Regions from separate parts of the Mus musculus genome. Here region 2 is linked to region 1. Evidence: chromatin contacts called from ENCODE Hi-C or POLR2A ChIA-PET data. All regions are on one chromosome and are shown on one strand. Each heading gives the region's core, a stretch centred on a gene start or an enhancer-like site at or near the end of the contact. The rest is flanking DNA. Distances are from core to core; before and after follow the strand shown.

The links. Hi-C counts contacts between places; a loop is a spot of excess contacts on that map. ChIA-PET counts read pairs that join two places held with the same protein, here RNA polymerase II (POLR2A).
Region 2: POLR2A ChIA-PET joins it to region 1 with 10 read pairs in Patski. The contact joins two enhancer-like sites. A Hi-C loop is called at or near these places in 7 of 37 maps with a recorded cell type or tissue (CH12.LX, Patski, gastrocnemius and 3 more). POLR2A ChIA-PET finds 5 or more read pairs at or near these places in 4 of 5 experiments (Patski and embryonic stem cell).

Annotation. Positions count from the first base shown.
Region 1 is chr8:122,289,802-122,297,249 of GRCm38, reverse strand. All of the region lies in intron 1 of Zfpm1 (zinc finger protein, multitype 1), which reads right to left. Among named protein-coding and RNA genes, the nearest start is that of Gm39269, 8.4 kb to the right of the region's middle. RefSeq lists enhancers at 199-622, 644-999, 5,876-6,303. Within about 2 kb of position 2,839, at least 1 of the 3 ENCODE cell types and tissues checked has a DNase peak (open chromatin) inside an H3K27ac peak, as active enhancers do; it is heart, where a contact is called at or near this core.
Region 2 is chr8:122,327,906-122,335,353 of GRCm38, reverse strand. Zfpm1 (zinc finger protein, multitype 1) reads right to left here. Exons shown (of 10, transcript NM_009569.4): 5 at 3,165-3,264; 6 at 1,427-1,633; 7 at 672-902; 8 at 327-422; 9 at 95-241. Among named protein-coding and RNA genes, the nearest start is that of Gm46056, 13 kb to the left of the region's middle. RefSeq lists an enhancer at 5,393-5,683. Within about 2 kb of position 4,490, at least 1 of the 3 ENCODE cell types and tissues checked has a DNase peak (open chromatin) inside an H3K27ac peak, as active enhancers do; it is heart, where a contact is called at or near this core.

The DNA of each region.
Region 1 (7,448 bases), core at 1,590-4,089:
TCAGGTACTGCATGTAGGAAGACCTAGGATGGGGAGGGGCACAGAAAGTCCAGGCTGAGCTCCTAAGTCTAAAGGCCCAGGACGGAGCTGAGGTTTAATCAGGGTACAGCAAGCAGCACCACCAAGCGACAAGCCTGAAGATGCAGGACCTGTGGAGGGTCGGGGTGCGCTGGGCCCTCACTCCGTTTCAACAGCTACCTCTGTGAGCTCCCTCAGTATCTTCCCTTTGGCTTAAGCCTGGTTCCTCTGTCAGGACAGATCCAACCAGTAAGCTGGTCCTTTACCCTGTCCCCAGGGGCAGGGGCCTGGGTGGGGCAAGGCCTAGAGAAAGGGAGGCTAGGAGGAGGGAAGAGGGCCGGGGGCCTGAGAAAGCCCAGCCTGGCTGATAGAGGGAGATTGGTTTCAGCCGGAGCCTCGGGCCTGCCAAGTCCACATCCTATCTGCGGCCTGCGCTTACTCAACATTCATCACAGCTGAACTCGGAAACTTTATCAACGCTAAAGGTTGGCGCCATCTCTAGGCCCAGCCACTCCCGTCCCTCCCCTCGATGGGCCCGATAGCCACTGATAGATTACACAAGATTGTTTCACTCCGGGAAGCCATGGCCTGCGCTTCTGGGGGAGGGGCCGCATGGGGGAAGGCCCAGGATATCAAGGGGGCTGGTTGTGCTCCCCGGGGATGGCCATGGCCTGGGGGTCCTGCGATAGGATGGGGCCCGGGCCTGCTGAGGCCACAGCTCATCGCCTGGGGCAAAGAGGAGGAAACAAGCCTCGGAGATGGGCGCTGAGGCTGGAGTGATCCCTTCTCCAGATGGGTGATAAGAACTGAGCCATGTGAGCGGGTTTCACTAATGGAGCCGTCGCTGTGTGGCACAGGGCAGAGGCAGATGGCTACTCAGGAGGGGGTGGCTCCTGTGTGACAGACAAGCCCTCCACTCAGCAGGCTGGGCTGTGCCCATCTGGAACAGCACAGTGCTCTGAGCACTTCCCAAACCCACTGCGGGTGCCCCATCCTCTCACACTGTGGGTGCCCCACCCTCTAACACACTGTGGGTACACAATCCTCTAACACATTGTGGGTGCCCCATCCTCTAACACACTGTGGGTACACTATCCTCTAACACACTGTGGGTAACCCATCCTCTAACACATTGTGGGTACACTATCCTCTAACACACTGTGGGTACCCCATCCTCTAACACACTGCGGGTACCCCATCCTCTAGCACACTGTGGGTACCCCATCCTCTAACACACTGTGGGTACCCCATCCTCTAACACACTGTGGGTACACTATCCTCTAACACACTGTGGGTGCACTATCCTTTAACACACTGTGGGTGCCCCATCCTCTAACACACTGTGGGTGCACTATCCTCTAACACACTGTAGGTACACTATCCTCTAACACACTGTGGGTGCACTATCCTCTAACACACTGTGGGTGCCCCATCCTCTAACACACTGTGGGTACCCCATCCTCTAACACACTGTGGGTACCCCCTCCTTCCACACTGTGGGTACCCCATCCTCTCCCTGCCCTGCTTACACATGAGGCCCTGTGTTGTGTGTCCTTCACGCTCTCACCAACACCATCAGCATCTTCTCTCCACTCCACCTCCACCCCGCTCAGCTTCTGCCCCTCGGCTCTGATTCAAGAATGCTTTCTCAACGCTGTGGGGCTTCCGAGTCATCTGTGTCCCAGCCACGGTCCCTTCCCTGTCTCCGTATCACAGCACTTGGTCCGTCCCTCAGGACTCCTCAGGCTTCCCTGTCTGTGGTAATGCCAGCTTCTCAGACTGACTTGACCCTGTTCCTTTCCTCCATCCTCTTCCTCCCGAGACAGCAAGGCTGATCTAGAAACAAGCAGGTAGCTTTTATCCAGCTCTGTGCTCTGGGGGGAGGCGGGAGCTGCCCAAATGAGATGGATGCCCTCTGGCAGGGTCTGAGAGGCCCCCTGGAAGGCCTCACGATGGGATAGTGTACCCTCACACACAGTTAATAAAAACAGGTGACAGAGACCCTTAGTGTGGGGGCCAGGACTGAGGGAGGCCATGAGGTCACTCCTGACTCTTCCTCCCTTAGGTCTCAGCCTAAGCTCTCCAGGGGACCTTGTTTCCCCACTATTTTGCAATTACACATTAAAACAACAACAACAACAACAAACCCCTGCTCATACCAGTGGCTGTTAGGTCAGAGGCTTGGGGGTGCGGTGGGAGCCAGTGCCCCCGACTGCTGACTATAGACCCTATTCTGTAATACGGTACGCTGAGGAGCGGAGAGGCTGGGGGCAAGGTCAGGATCCCACCTCCGCAGCTTTGAAAAGAATACGGAATGGGCAGCTCTAGAATGGCCCATGATGTGGTGGGGAAACCGAGGCCTGGGGCAGGGATGGGGTTCAAAACCCTCCTGGCAGCTGAGGGACTAGATTCCTTTCCATTTTACAGATTGGGAAACTGAGGTGTGACAAAGACAAACGGAGATCCCTGTTCTTGCCAGAGCCTCAGGCCACAGAGACTTGGTCAGCAACATTCCTAGTGAGTCACCAGGCTCAGGAGGGGATGGGGACAATAACTCGAGTAGGGTCTGGAGGGAGGGAGGGAGCTGCCAGCCTTTGCTGCCTGTCCCGGCTCCACTTCTCACCTCCCCACTCTCATTTGGCACAGGAGCTGACTGTAGTGTTTGTGGAATGCCCAGGTCCTAGTGCCGGAGGGTGTGGCTTAGGCTGAGGTCAGCAGAGCTTACTTAAAGGCCCGCCTGTTCAAGGCAAACACAAGGCTCAGTAAGAAGGCACAGAAGCCCGGGAGGACTTCCACCCAGTGGGTCTGGGCTGGACAGGTACAAGCTCTCGTTTGAGATAAGGCCCCACCCCCTCCATGGAACTGTAGCCAATCTCTGAGCCTCAAGTCTGCTCATTTGCACACACTATTTTCATTGGCTGCTAGTAGGGGCTGGACAGAGGTGGGAGGAATGGACGTTCTGGGGACCAGGGCTCAGTGGTGCTGCTCTTGGGAACCCAGGCCATTTCTAAGACAATCCATAGGACTTAGGAGTTTTCAGGGGAGGCAAAGGTGGGACTGGATCTTGGGGGTGTTCTGGAAAGTGTTAGATTCTGGTGACCCGAGAAAGATTTAGGTAGAAAGGAACTTTATGGGGGAAAACTGGTCCACCCAGGCCCCACTAAACTCATTCTTACCCACCCTGGATGCCTCAGAGGGAAGATGCTGACCCAAGGTCACACAGCCAATGTGCAAGGGGTGCCGTGGAGACCTCCCCCACCCCTAGGCACCACTCCTGGACAATTCCACCCCAGCTGCTAGGTCTCAGAATGGGCCATTTGGGTCTTCCTTTTCCAAAAATGATGAGGCTGAGGGGCCTCGACTTTCTCTTTAGATTTCAGGGCCATCTCTCCTGGCAGCCCTGAGTTGGGCCAGGGGCTTGGCAATGCATGGAAGTCTGCGACGCTTTTGTTCCTGGCATTTGGAGGGGTGAGATAAGGGGGAAGAACCGAGAGTGAGCAGGCAGATAGATGGGCTGATAGCGGCTCCTCCACGCATGGCGCCTATCGCTCTTTTTATCAAGGTTCCCTTTCTTTCTTCTTTTTGTTGGGGGCCTGGGAGGGCGGAACACACCCACCCCATTCCCTCCCACACCCGTGGAGCTGAAGGAGGAGGCCTCTCTCTCAGGCACCAGCCAGGAAGGAAGACAGGCTTGGAGAAGAACCTGGGAGGGTGGGGGTCCCACCTGTCTGCCAGGACTCAGGGTTCCCAAGCTCTGTCTCCTCAGCTCTTCACAAGGACCTGCAAGGACACTCATGGGCTCATCTGCTCTATGAGGTAGCCAGGCCCAGTGAGGTGAAGTGCTTGGCCCAAGGTTACACAGCCAGGTCAGATGGAGCTGGGTCCAGCTGTGCCTCTCTGGCCTGGAGTCTAGCAGTCTGGATTTGGTGGGCAGCGAGGAGGTACAGGACAGATGGGGTGGCCAGAGAATATGGCTAGAGGTTCTGGGGAGCAGGACCAGGGTTGCGGGGCAACCTTTGCATCTCTAGCCCCATCTTACAGATACGGAAACTGAGGCTCAGACCAGGGAGACGCCTAAAGGGTGATGGGTAGGCTGGACCCTAGCCCCCCTCTCATATCCTTGAACTTGATGGTTCAGAGTGTGAATCCCGAGACACCCCAGGTATGAAATCCTGGTGATTAGTCAGGAGAGGGTGGGGACAATAACCCAGGATGACAAAGACAAACTTCTAGAATCATCCAGGTGGGGGTGGTCAGAAATAAGAAGTCCTGCGGGAGCTCTTTGCCCGAGAGGGATGCAGTATTGTCCAGAGGCAGCATGTCCCCGAGTCCTCAGCACTGGGATACAGGCCCGCACTGCCGAGCTCGGCTCTTTATAAGGGGGCTGGAGATCTGAACTCAGGTCCTCACGCTTGCGTGGAGAGCACTTACTGACCAAGCTGCCTCTCCATCCCTTCAAGCCAACATTCTCACCAAAAGAGCCACCTTTGTGTGTGTGTGTGTGTGTGTGGGGGACGGTAAATGAAATTACTACAAGCAATAAACATACCAACTTAACCAGGCATGATGGTGCACGTCTTTAATCTCTGCGCTTGGGAGGCAGAGACAGGAGGGTCTCTGAATTCAAGGCTCTGCAGACTAGACTGCACTGATCCGTGGGTAGGACTGGGAAATCCTGAGCGTTTGCCCACTCTGTGCCCAGGCCTTCACTTTAAAGCGGAGAGACCAGGTCCCTTTATAGAGGTGGGGGGTTATATCTGCAAACACCTCAGAACATCTAGGTAGCTGGAGGCTCAGGTCTGGACAGAGCCTCTAGGTCAGAGTGCCTCCTGTGCTGTGTGACTTTGAGTCATCAGAAGAGAAGTGAGGGACAATGGGAGGACACGGCGAGAAGCAGGACAGGCCCAAGGGTACATCCACCACTCAGTCAAGACAGCTCCCCTCAGCAGGGCCAGCACTGGGGTCATCATACCTGGGGAGACCCAGGATCCCAGGGAAAGTTCCTGCCCTCCTCAGGCCTTCCCTTCCCATCTCTGGGATTCCTGAGTTTCAGTTCTCAGGAATGATTTCATATACACAGGACTGGGAAAAGAGCTGAATGCCCCCACCCCCACTGGGCCCAGGAGGGCTTGAGAAGGGGTTCCTGCCAGTGTGGCCAGGCCACCATGCCAAGGGGTGTCTGGGGCTGACAGACCCTGGTTTCTCTTCTCACACAGCAGGTGCCTCACTCCCCCCTGGCTGCCTTACCTGTCCCTCAGCAGGAGGATTAGCCTGGCGCAGCCCTAATCTCGGCGCATCACACCATCAGTGAGAATCTCGGATCAGCTGAAGGAGGCAGCTTTATCCAGACAAGCTCGCAATGGCACCGGAGTCCCATCTGGGTGCCGCCTGTCATGAGAGGCAGCTGGGCTGAGCTGGGAGACACAATGGCTGTGGACAGGCTTGGGGCCCCCTGGGCTTCCGAGTGCTGCAGGGCCCTCACAGCTGGTGGGCGTGGCTTTGCTGGGGCACAGTGACACTGAACTACCTATGGTCTAACCAGGCACTGCAGGGCAGCAGGACACTCAGGTAAAGCTGCCTGGCAAGGCTGCAGAGGCACCATGTCTGCTGCGCAAACAAGGCCATGTTGTTACACAGATCTGCCCAAGGTGGTGTGGGTACTGGGAGACGCCATCAGTTCTGGAGGCTGGACCCTATGGTCTGGGAGTCCCTGTACCAGAGTCAGCTCAGAGTGGCGCCTGCTGGGCCTAACTGGATCTGACTGCAGTTTCAGTGGCTGGACATTTGGTGGCTACCAGCCTGGACTAGAGGCTGGGAGGGCCATCTCCTCAGAGTCGGCCAAGGGCTCCCCTCTAAGGCCCCCTTCTCTCCACCCTCCTCCCTACCTTCCTTTTCAAAAACATAATTTATCTGTGTATTATCAAGAAATCCAGACACTTTAATCAGCGAGCTATGAAGTCAGAATTTCCATTCTTATCTGCGGGAGGAGTGGAAGGAGAGGAGATAGCGCGGATCGCTGGTGGGGAATGTTAATGGGCGGGAGCCCAGGCCGCTGGCCACCGAGACGTGGGTATCTCCTCCATTATCGAGCTGTATCTTGCCAACCATCTCAGTGCAGTAATGGGGCCAGTTCAACTTTCCGAGTTATCACAGGAGCTGAAACCTGCGCCGGAGAAGGCCGGGACCGGAGACAGTGCAGGGAGGACCAGGTTGCGGCTGCTCCAAGAGAGGGCTGGCTGGCTGGCCAACTAGGTGAAGGGAGGACTGGTGCCCATGGACTGTCCAGGCTGCCTGGTGAGGCGGGATGTCCCTGTCCCTGGGCAACTAAGCTTAGTCAGGCAGGGTGTGAGACTCAGTAAGGGAGACTAAGGCAGGAGGTGCTGTGGTGGCCCAGGAAGTGGAAAAGTGAATAGTCGACACAAAGGCAGCAGAGGAGTGAGACCCAGCCAGTCTGCTGCAGCTCTGATCTTCGCTAAAACCTTGCGAACAGTGTTGAGACCTGAGCTGGCTATGGTTGAGAGCCATTTGGCCACTTGAAAGCCTCAGACTCTGGGTTTGAAATTGGGCGTGGCAGCTCCTCTTACCAGCCCCCCCCCCCAATTGCTCTCTCTCACCCCACATGGTGTCTCTCCCATGAATCTGATCTTCGAACTTTCTAAGCCTTGGTTCTCCCCCTGGGCTTTAAGCCCAGGCTGTTCAGGCTGGCAGGGAGCGACACAAAGCTGAGCTGGGACACACTCACTCGGTCACACCTGGAAGTTGAGCTGAGTGTGGGGAGACGGGTTACCCACACCAGGGCTCTGAGCCTCAGTTTCCCTTCCATCACAGATCTCTGTGTACCGGAAGTCAGAGAGGGCCTGGAGGGAGAGCCGCAGATTCTGACCCTTACCGGAGGCCATTCAGGCAAGGTGGGGATGGATATCTTGTCCCTGAACAGCAATGGAGTTCTGCAGGAGGGTTTGCCCTGGCCCCCTTCCTTCCTCCTGGGCTGAGAGAACAGGCAACTGAGGCAACTGTAAGCTTGGAGGAAGATGGGAAAGTTGTAGGGCTAAAGGTCAGATATCAGGAGGAACTGTCAAGAAACTGTCTCAGGGGACACTGTCTCAGAATTGCCAACACCGAGAGCTGGCCATCAGCGACAAGGGAAGAGGACAAAGGCTTGTTTCCCTCTTCCTTGGCTCTGGCTGGTCAAGTCTCATCTGCCAGTTCTCTTCAATCCTGTCTCCCACCGGGGAGTGCCATGTGTTGTGGGAAGGCTAAAGCTCAGAGGGACGGACTCACAGGAGGGCCAAGGAGGCCCCATAGTACACCCACCCATATGGGGGGGGGGACAGACAGGGCTGTGCACCCCATCCCAGGCAGGTTCCATTTCCATAGTGAGACCATCACGCATAGCTGTGAAACCCTGGGGCAGCCTCTTTGATACCCCA
Region 2 (7,448 bases), core at 3,241-5,740, 36 kb before region 1:
TAGGGTTGACAAGGACACCATGTGATGCCTATGGACAGGCCCCTCCCCCCTTCACTTATCCAAGGGCCAGTGAGGCTCCAGTATGGCTGCTTACCTGGAGGAAGTTTGGCTGCTGGGTGTCCAGCCCCTGGTGAGTAGATCTCACCCTTGGAGCCTGGCTGGCACACCATGTGGTTTGTCACCAGGTGACTGTAGAGGATGTCCCTTGTGGTGGATATGAAGCCACAGTTGTGACAGACACCTGTAGGCCACACTGTTGTGGTCAGGTTCCTGGGGCTCAGGTTTAGCCCCAGAGACCCCATCCCGGCCCCCTCCAGCACACCTACCGCTGAGCGTGTCTGTGTGCACCTTGAGATGGCGTTCACAGTTGGCCTTGGTGGTGAAGGCCGACAGGCAGATGAGGCACACGAAGGGGCGCTCTCCTGGAACACAGAGATGGATCCCAGTGACAAGGAAGGAACACTGGCCCTTTTAGTTCGCATCAGTCATATGCCGCCCAGCGTCAAGTACACACCCAGCCTTTTATTAAGTGTGCATATAGCCACAGGTAAGCCTTGCGCTAGGCTGTGGAGGGACGGGGAACTGCATAGCACATGGTGGCAGAGCAAGCTTTCCTGACCACCAGTCCAGTGCAGGGCCTGGCTTGGCCAGGGCAGGCACGGGGCACTCACCACTGTGGCTGCGCATGTGGATCTCCAGCGAGCTGGCGCTGGGGCAGCTCTTTCGGCACTGGGGGAAGGGGCAGACACGCTCATTGGGGTAGGTCTCTTTGGGTTTCTCTTCCGTCGCCGAGACAGGAGAGCCTGCACGCTGGCGGCTGGCACAGTAGTAGAGCAGGTGGGCTTGCAGGTTCCGCTCACTACGGTACCAGATCCCGCAGTCTTTGCAGGGGAAGACGTCCTCTGGTAGGGGTACAAGTGGGGGTGAGGTACTGACTGGATGAGGAAGGGCCTGGCCTTGACAGCTCCAGGCTGAGGTACTGGCTTTTGGTGGCTTAGCTCTCCTTTCATTGTGTCCCTGAAGGCCCCGTCTAATCGTAGGACCCACCCAGGCACTGGGGATTCTCCTGTCCCTGCACAGGGGACATGAGGACTCAGCTCCTACTGCTGCCTTTAGGCATATATTACACCCATGCCTGCCACCACCTTCTCTTTCTACTTCTCAGGGGGCCCGCACCAGGTCCCTTGGGGCTGAGCCCTTCCTATGGTAGCAGGCCATGTACAATCTAGCACTCGGGTCACTCTGCATCAGCTGGGTACTGTCCTTCAGTTCAGTGTCTTACTGGAGCATAATTTATCCCCTGCCCCCCCCTCCCCGTGTGTGTAAACTGGACCTTTTGCATGCTGACCACCCCCCCCCCCAGGATCTGCCCTAACCTTTGACTTGAGTGTCAACCAAAGTCTGCCCCTGGGAGTCACATACTTACTGTTGATGACTGCGGTAGCAAGGATGGATGCCATGCCAGCCTGCTGGGGCAGCAGCTGGATGTCGGTGTGCACTGGGGCCAAGCCTCCAGGTTCTACTGGTTCCTGCACAGGGTGTCTGGGAGCACCATGGGGCTCGGTGACAAGGCGCACATATAGCAGTCCACCAGAAGGCACCACTTTGGTAACCCTGCACCAGAGGGCGTCATCTGTAGGGTACAGGCACTTGTGATGATCCTGGGCCTTTAATGGGGGTGCTTCCCTTTGTCTCCCACCCTGGGGCCCTGCTGTATGGCCAGGGATGACTGAGTCTGGGCAAAAGGCAGGAAGTGGCTGCATTCAGGCTCACGTTCGTGGCTGGCTGGATTTGTGGTGTGCTATCCTGTGTCTGAGGCAAGGATTGGGGGAGCTTACATCTCCAGTAAAAGGGTAGACATGGGCAGGGATATATGAGGGGGTTGTATGTAATCACTATCACTTGGCTGGGGTAGAGGGGTGTCCTAACGCATTGGGCTCCAGAACAGGCAGGTTTTCAATCTGTTGGGCATGGGCCTGGTGCTGTTCCCACAGTAGCCTGTAGAGGGCAGCCTCAATCCACAAAAACCCAGGTGTCCTGGGCCAGCAGTTCTGCCACATGGCCTGGAACCCTGTGAGCTGTGAGTAGGGACACTTCTGGCCTCAGTCTCAAGCCAGTGGCCACTCCCAGCAGAAAGTGGGAAAAGAAAAGGGAGTATGTATGTTCTAAGGTGGCAGTAGGAGCTGAGCTGCAGGGTAGAGCCTGTGTAAGTCCCATTATGGGCCAAGTGATACAGGAAAAATCAAGCGACAATGTCCACAGGATTCCTGTGGTCACTGTGACCCTGTCTGCAGGCCCCACCCAGATCAGGTCATGTTTATCAGTATCATCCCTATAAGGGCCTCTGTCTTCTGTGGATGGCACACTTGGGCAGAACTGTGTTGTAGAAGCCTATGGGCAGGTCAGTCCTGGTGGTGCAAGCACATGGCTGACGGCTTGCCAACATCCAATCTGGTGTTGGGGCGTGTTCCTTTCTAGTGCAGGCTGCCTTCAGTGGTCCCCGGAAGCTCTTCTTGCTCAGTCTCCCCCTAAGCCCACGTAGAGAAGCAGAGCTCTCAGTGGCTGTGGAGGGCCCAGGGTGGCCCCTCTAGCCCTTGTGTTCAGTGGCTGTGGAGGGCCCAGGGTGGTCCCTCTAGCTCTTGTGTTCAGTGGCTGTGGAGGGCCCAGGGTGGCCCCTCTAGCCCTTGTGTTCAGTGGCTGTGGAGGGCCCAGGGTGGCCCCTCTAGCCCTTGTGTTCAGTGGCTGTGGAGGGCCCAGGGTGGCCCCTCTAGCCCTTGTGTTCAGTGGCTGTGGAGGGCCCAGGGTGGCCCCTCTAGCCCTTGTGTTCAGTGGCTGTGGAGGGCCCAGGGTGGTCCCTCTAGCTCTTGTGTTCAGTGGCTGTGGAGGGCCCAGGGTGGTCCCTCTAGCTCTTGTGTTCAGGGGCTGGCTGTAGAGGGCCCAGGGTGGTCCCTCTAGCTCTTGTGTCAGTGGTTATGATTCGCATGGGATTGCAGCTCCAAAGGTTGTCCATCATCCTCTCAGATGGGGTTCAGGGTGCTCTCTCAGGCAGTTTGATTGTTACCCAGATAAGCTGGTGTCCCTTTAAGAGCTGGACCAGTCAGAACCAAGTGACCCTGCCTTCTGAAAGACCTTAGCGGGGAGGGAGGCAGGCATGAGATACAGACCCTTCCTGTAGATCTCTGAGTTGGCGGCTTCTTCAGTTAGGACCTGGGGCAGCATCCTTAGCCAGCAGCTCTCATCCACCATCAGGGTCACAGCTGGGCCCTAGAGAAGAGTGGAGATGGGAAAGGCTCAGTCTATATAGGATGCCGAGTGGGGGGCTTTGCTCTGTTGTGTAGTGGTGGTCAGCAGCCTGGTAGCTCATAGCAGTAGGACTTGTGTAGTTCAAACACTATGATAACTGGAGGCATGGCAGGGAGCTGTGCATTCCCAGGCTATGCATTGGTCTCTGTTGGGAACAAAGGTCTAGAGCTGTCAAGCACTGAATCTATAGAGCCTGCTGATGTGTGTTCTCTTTCTGTGACAGCAGAGCTGCTGGCACCAAGGGTATGGCCCATACCACGCAACTGCTAGATTCCTGCAAGGAACTGAGAAAGGGAGGGAGGGAGGGAGAGAGGGAGAGAGGGAGGGAGAGAGGGAGAGAGGGAGAGAGGGAGAGCACGAGCCCATGTCTCTGTACAGTAGAGCTTTCCTTTCTGGTGCAGGGTGGAACTTTTGGCCCTGTCCGTTCATTGAGAGCACTGTCCTTCTCCTGAGATTGGCTGCCCCAACCCAAGACAGCTGTGTTGCCAGGGAGCGAGGGGTAGTGGGTAGCTGAGGCTCTGTGCCCTCTTCCCCATCATATGGGCCAGGGAACTGAGACAGAATAAAGGGGAGGGGGTTGGGGTTAGAAGTTCCAGCCTAGGGCTGTGCCACACACTTCCTCTGCAGCTCCATCTGAACCTGGAAGGGAAGAGCTCTGGGCTCAGCCCCCCAGGGCCACCAAAGCTGCTTGCTTCCTGCCCCCTGCACCCTGGCTCTCAGCCCAGCAGCAGAGGAAGTAAGTGTACGTGGCCATGTCTCTGTGCAGCCCAGGCTGGAAGGCTGGGCTGGGATTTGGTCTCCGGTGGAGGATGAGACACAGCCAGTGGAAGGCAGGGACAGCAGAGGCCCAGTCCTGTCTATCCTTGGAGGGTGGGGTGGGTGACTGCTGCCACTTGGGCACCTCCCTGTTCGCTGAGCTTACTTAGCCCCTGGACTAAGCCACTCGGGCACTATGTGTAAAGGCAGAGCAGGCCTGTGTATCATCCTGTCGGCCATTCGCTGTTTGATTCAAATAAATGCCTTTCACTCAGAAACCTGCACCCCAGGAACTCTTAACCCAAAGCTTAGAGCCCCTGCTCACTCCCGGCTCCTAAGAACCGCTGCGGTGGTCATGGCAATGAGCTCACTGGGTAAGGAAGATGACCAACAGGCTGGAACAGGAGGAGAAACAGGCTGCTGACTGTAAGGGGAACTGCCAGGACAGTGCTTGGCACTCCTGGGTCCCCTTGTGTGTGATGCCCACATAGGCTCTGGGGCCAAACGTCAGGGTTCAGGTCTGACCTTTCTCCTGTGACCCCTGTGGACCAACTCTTTACAGATCGCATTCACATGGCATATACAGAGCCAACAAGATAAGGCCTACTAGCTGGGAACTCCCAGTGACCCATGAGGTCATGACAGCCCAGCCCGGTGGCTTCCACGTCACCTGCCTGCTGCCACGTGGCTTGCCATGGAGCAGGGAGTGGAGATAAGCTGGTTCTGAAGGGGAGCCCTGGAGTCCTAGCAGGTAACACCTGCACCTCTGGCTTCAGTTTCCTGTATGCCAGCACGGTGAGGCCCACATGACAAAGTTGCTGTCAGGATAGGGGAAGGAATCCCCTTCCTTGTCCTGCCACCATCTCAGGGCGGTGGGAGAGCTGGGGGCTAGGGAGGCTGTGCCCTTCTCTGTGGGCCTTTCTGCCCTGGGCACAGATGAATGTGAGGATACAGGAAGCCCTAGAGCTGTGTATACTGGCCACGGCTGCTTACTTATGCTCTGCTTGAAGGATAACATGAACAGTAAGGCATCTCTGGACCTAGGTATTGCCTTGCACCCTGGACCTTGCTGGCAGTTGCCACACGTCCACTGAGGGAGTGCATTCTACCCAAGAGCCTGCTTCAGATCGGCTGGCTTCCGTCAGGAGGTGGCTCCCAGGGATGCAGGGGGTAGGTGAGCTTTCAAGGTCACAGTTGGATAGCACAGAGTAAGCAGCAGACGGGTGTGGGCAGCCACACAGGGGGCCTCTGACTCTCACAGGCTAGCTGTTCCTGGCCCCAGCAGATGGCTGTCAGTGAGGTGGCTGGGTCTGGCCCTCCCTGCCTCAGCCTTCCACTACTCTAATGAATATTAATGAGCGGAGGAGGGTGAGAAAATTAATCTGCCTGATCCTCTGATGGGTGCTGTGGTAACGATATGAAATCTAATTATTCGTCCCAATATTTCTAAACCCTCAAACTGAGACTGACAGCCTCGCGGTCGGTTTAACGCTTATCGCTCTCCGGAGCAGCGTGTTCACCGCATGATAAAAACACGAGCGCGCACACGCACGCCACTTTGCTGACGCTGCACAAGCTGCTCTTTCTGTGGCAGTCCCAGTGCATGGAACACCATACCGCACCCCCTTGCAGCACTGTGGCATGGGGTGCATGCAACCTTGGGGAGCAGTGCTAGGAGGGAGCAGTGGTTGCTGTCCAGCACATCAAGTCCCCAGGGAAATGGGCCATGAGTTCCTGGCTGCCCCAAAACAGAGGTCCTGCGCCTCCATGCAGGTCCCTTCTCTGTTTCCGTGTGTGTGTGTGTGTGTGTGTGTGTGTGTGTGTGTGTGTGTGTGTGTGTGTGTGAATGTCATTGCCCTGCATCAGGATAGGTTGGGGCTTGGGACAGGGCTTTGTGGTCACTCTTCTCCCTGTCTGGGTCTCTCAGGTAGGCCTCGGAGGAGGAGTTCAGCTCCCGGCCCCCGGCTCCTCTGTTCAGGTGTGTCTAGGTCAGAGAAGAGCCCTGGCATCTGTCCCACTCGCTGCCCCTCCAGCCATCATTTGTCTCTCCCTCCTGGCTCCAACTCTCCCTCCCCCCAGCCCTGGATGACATCAGCCACTTTAAATTCTCCTGTGGATCTGAGCCTGCTCCTGTTCCCCCAACAAAGAGGTCAGTGTCCGACTCTGCGGGCTGATAACCATCAGAAACCATCAGAAACCATCTCTGAGACGACTTTATCTGCGGCTGTTCCCAAATCTTGCTGCTCATAAAGCCGTTTTCAGGGAAGGTGAGCCCTCTCAGGTGGGCAGCTTGCTCCAAAAATGGTATCCCACACTGCTGCCTGGGCTTCAGGTCCCCATATGCTGGGGACTAGTGCTGGGGCCTGTGGTCACAGGGTGACTCTAATTAGGCCCTCTCTCCTGCTGATCCACCCTCCTTCCACAGTGATAACAGCCTATGGCTCCTCTCTTTTCCCCAGATGCCCATCGCCCACTTCATAGGTGTAGGGTTGAGGCTCACCGAGAATACACGCTGTGTACACAGGATTAGAACCAAAGTCTAAGAAGCTCTGCCCACCCCACTGTCACTGCTCATCCATGTACTCGCCCCTCAGTCCCTGAAGGCCAGCTCTGTGCCAAGGGCTAGAGACACAGTACATAGTAAAGGGGAAGGAGCAGGGCCTTTGAAGGGCCAGGGACAACAGGGGACAAGGGACCAGCAAGAGTGAGCTTGGGTTCATGTTAACTGCATTTCGTGTTGGGAGGAGAGCAAGGACGATGCTGGCCATCTCAGGCAGAGAAATGAGGGCAGAGATCACCTGCGGGGAGAGTCACAGGCGCATGGCTCATGCCATCCCTGCCAGCCATCCCTCTGTGTAGGGTGGGCCCTGCTGCTCACCTCCTGGCCCCAGCCTTTTACCTCAGGGTGGCTTTGGGGCCCAAAGATGGAGCTAGCTGCAGGCAGGTCTGAGGCCATAGCTGCTGCAGCTCAGGAGCAGATGGAGGAGCCTGAGGAGGGGTGGGAGCCTAGGATATTTTTTAAGCTTCTCCCTTAGCTGACGGGGAAACCAAAGATGGAGAAGAAGGGGGCTCAGGCCCCCACAAAGCCAAGAGCAAACCTAGACTGGGCCTGGTGACTGAGCCAAATGACACTCCTGACTGTCCCAGTCTCTATGGACTGGGCAGAATGGTGGCTTCACAGATGTCACCAGAATTGTGAGAGTGATCTTATTTAGAGAAAGGGTCTTTGCATATTTCATATGAAAATATGAAATCACCTGGAACAGGGTAGCCCAAATAACAAATGACATAAAAAAGAGAAGGTACAAGGGGAGATGGAGCCACATGAAGACCAAGAGTCCTGGGGCCACCAGACGCCTCAGGCAGCTCTGCCTCAAAGAGCACAGGAC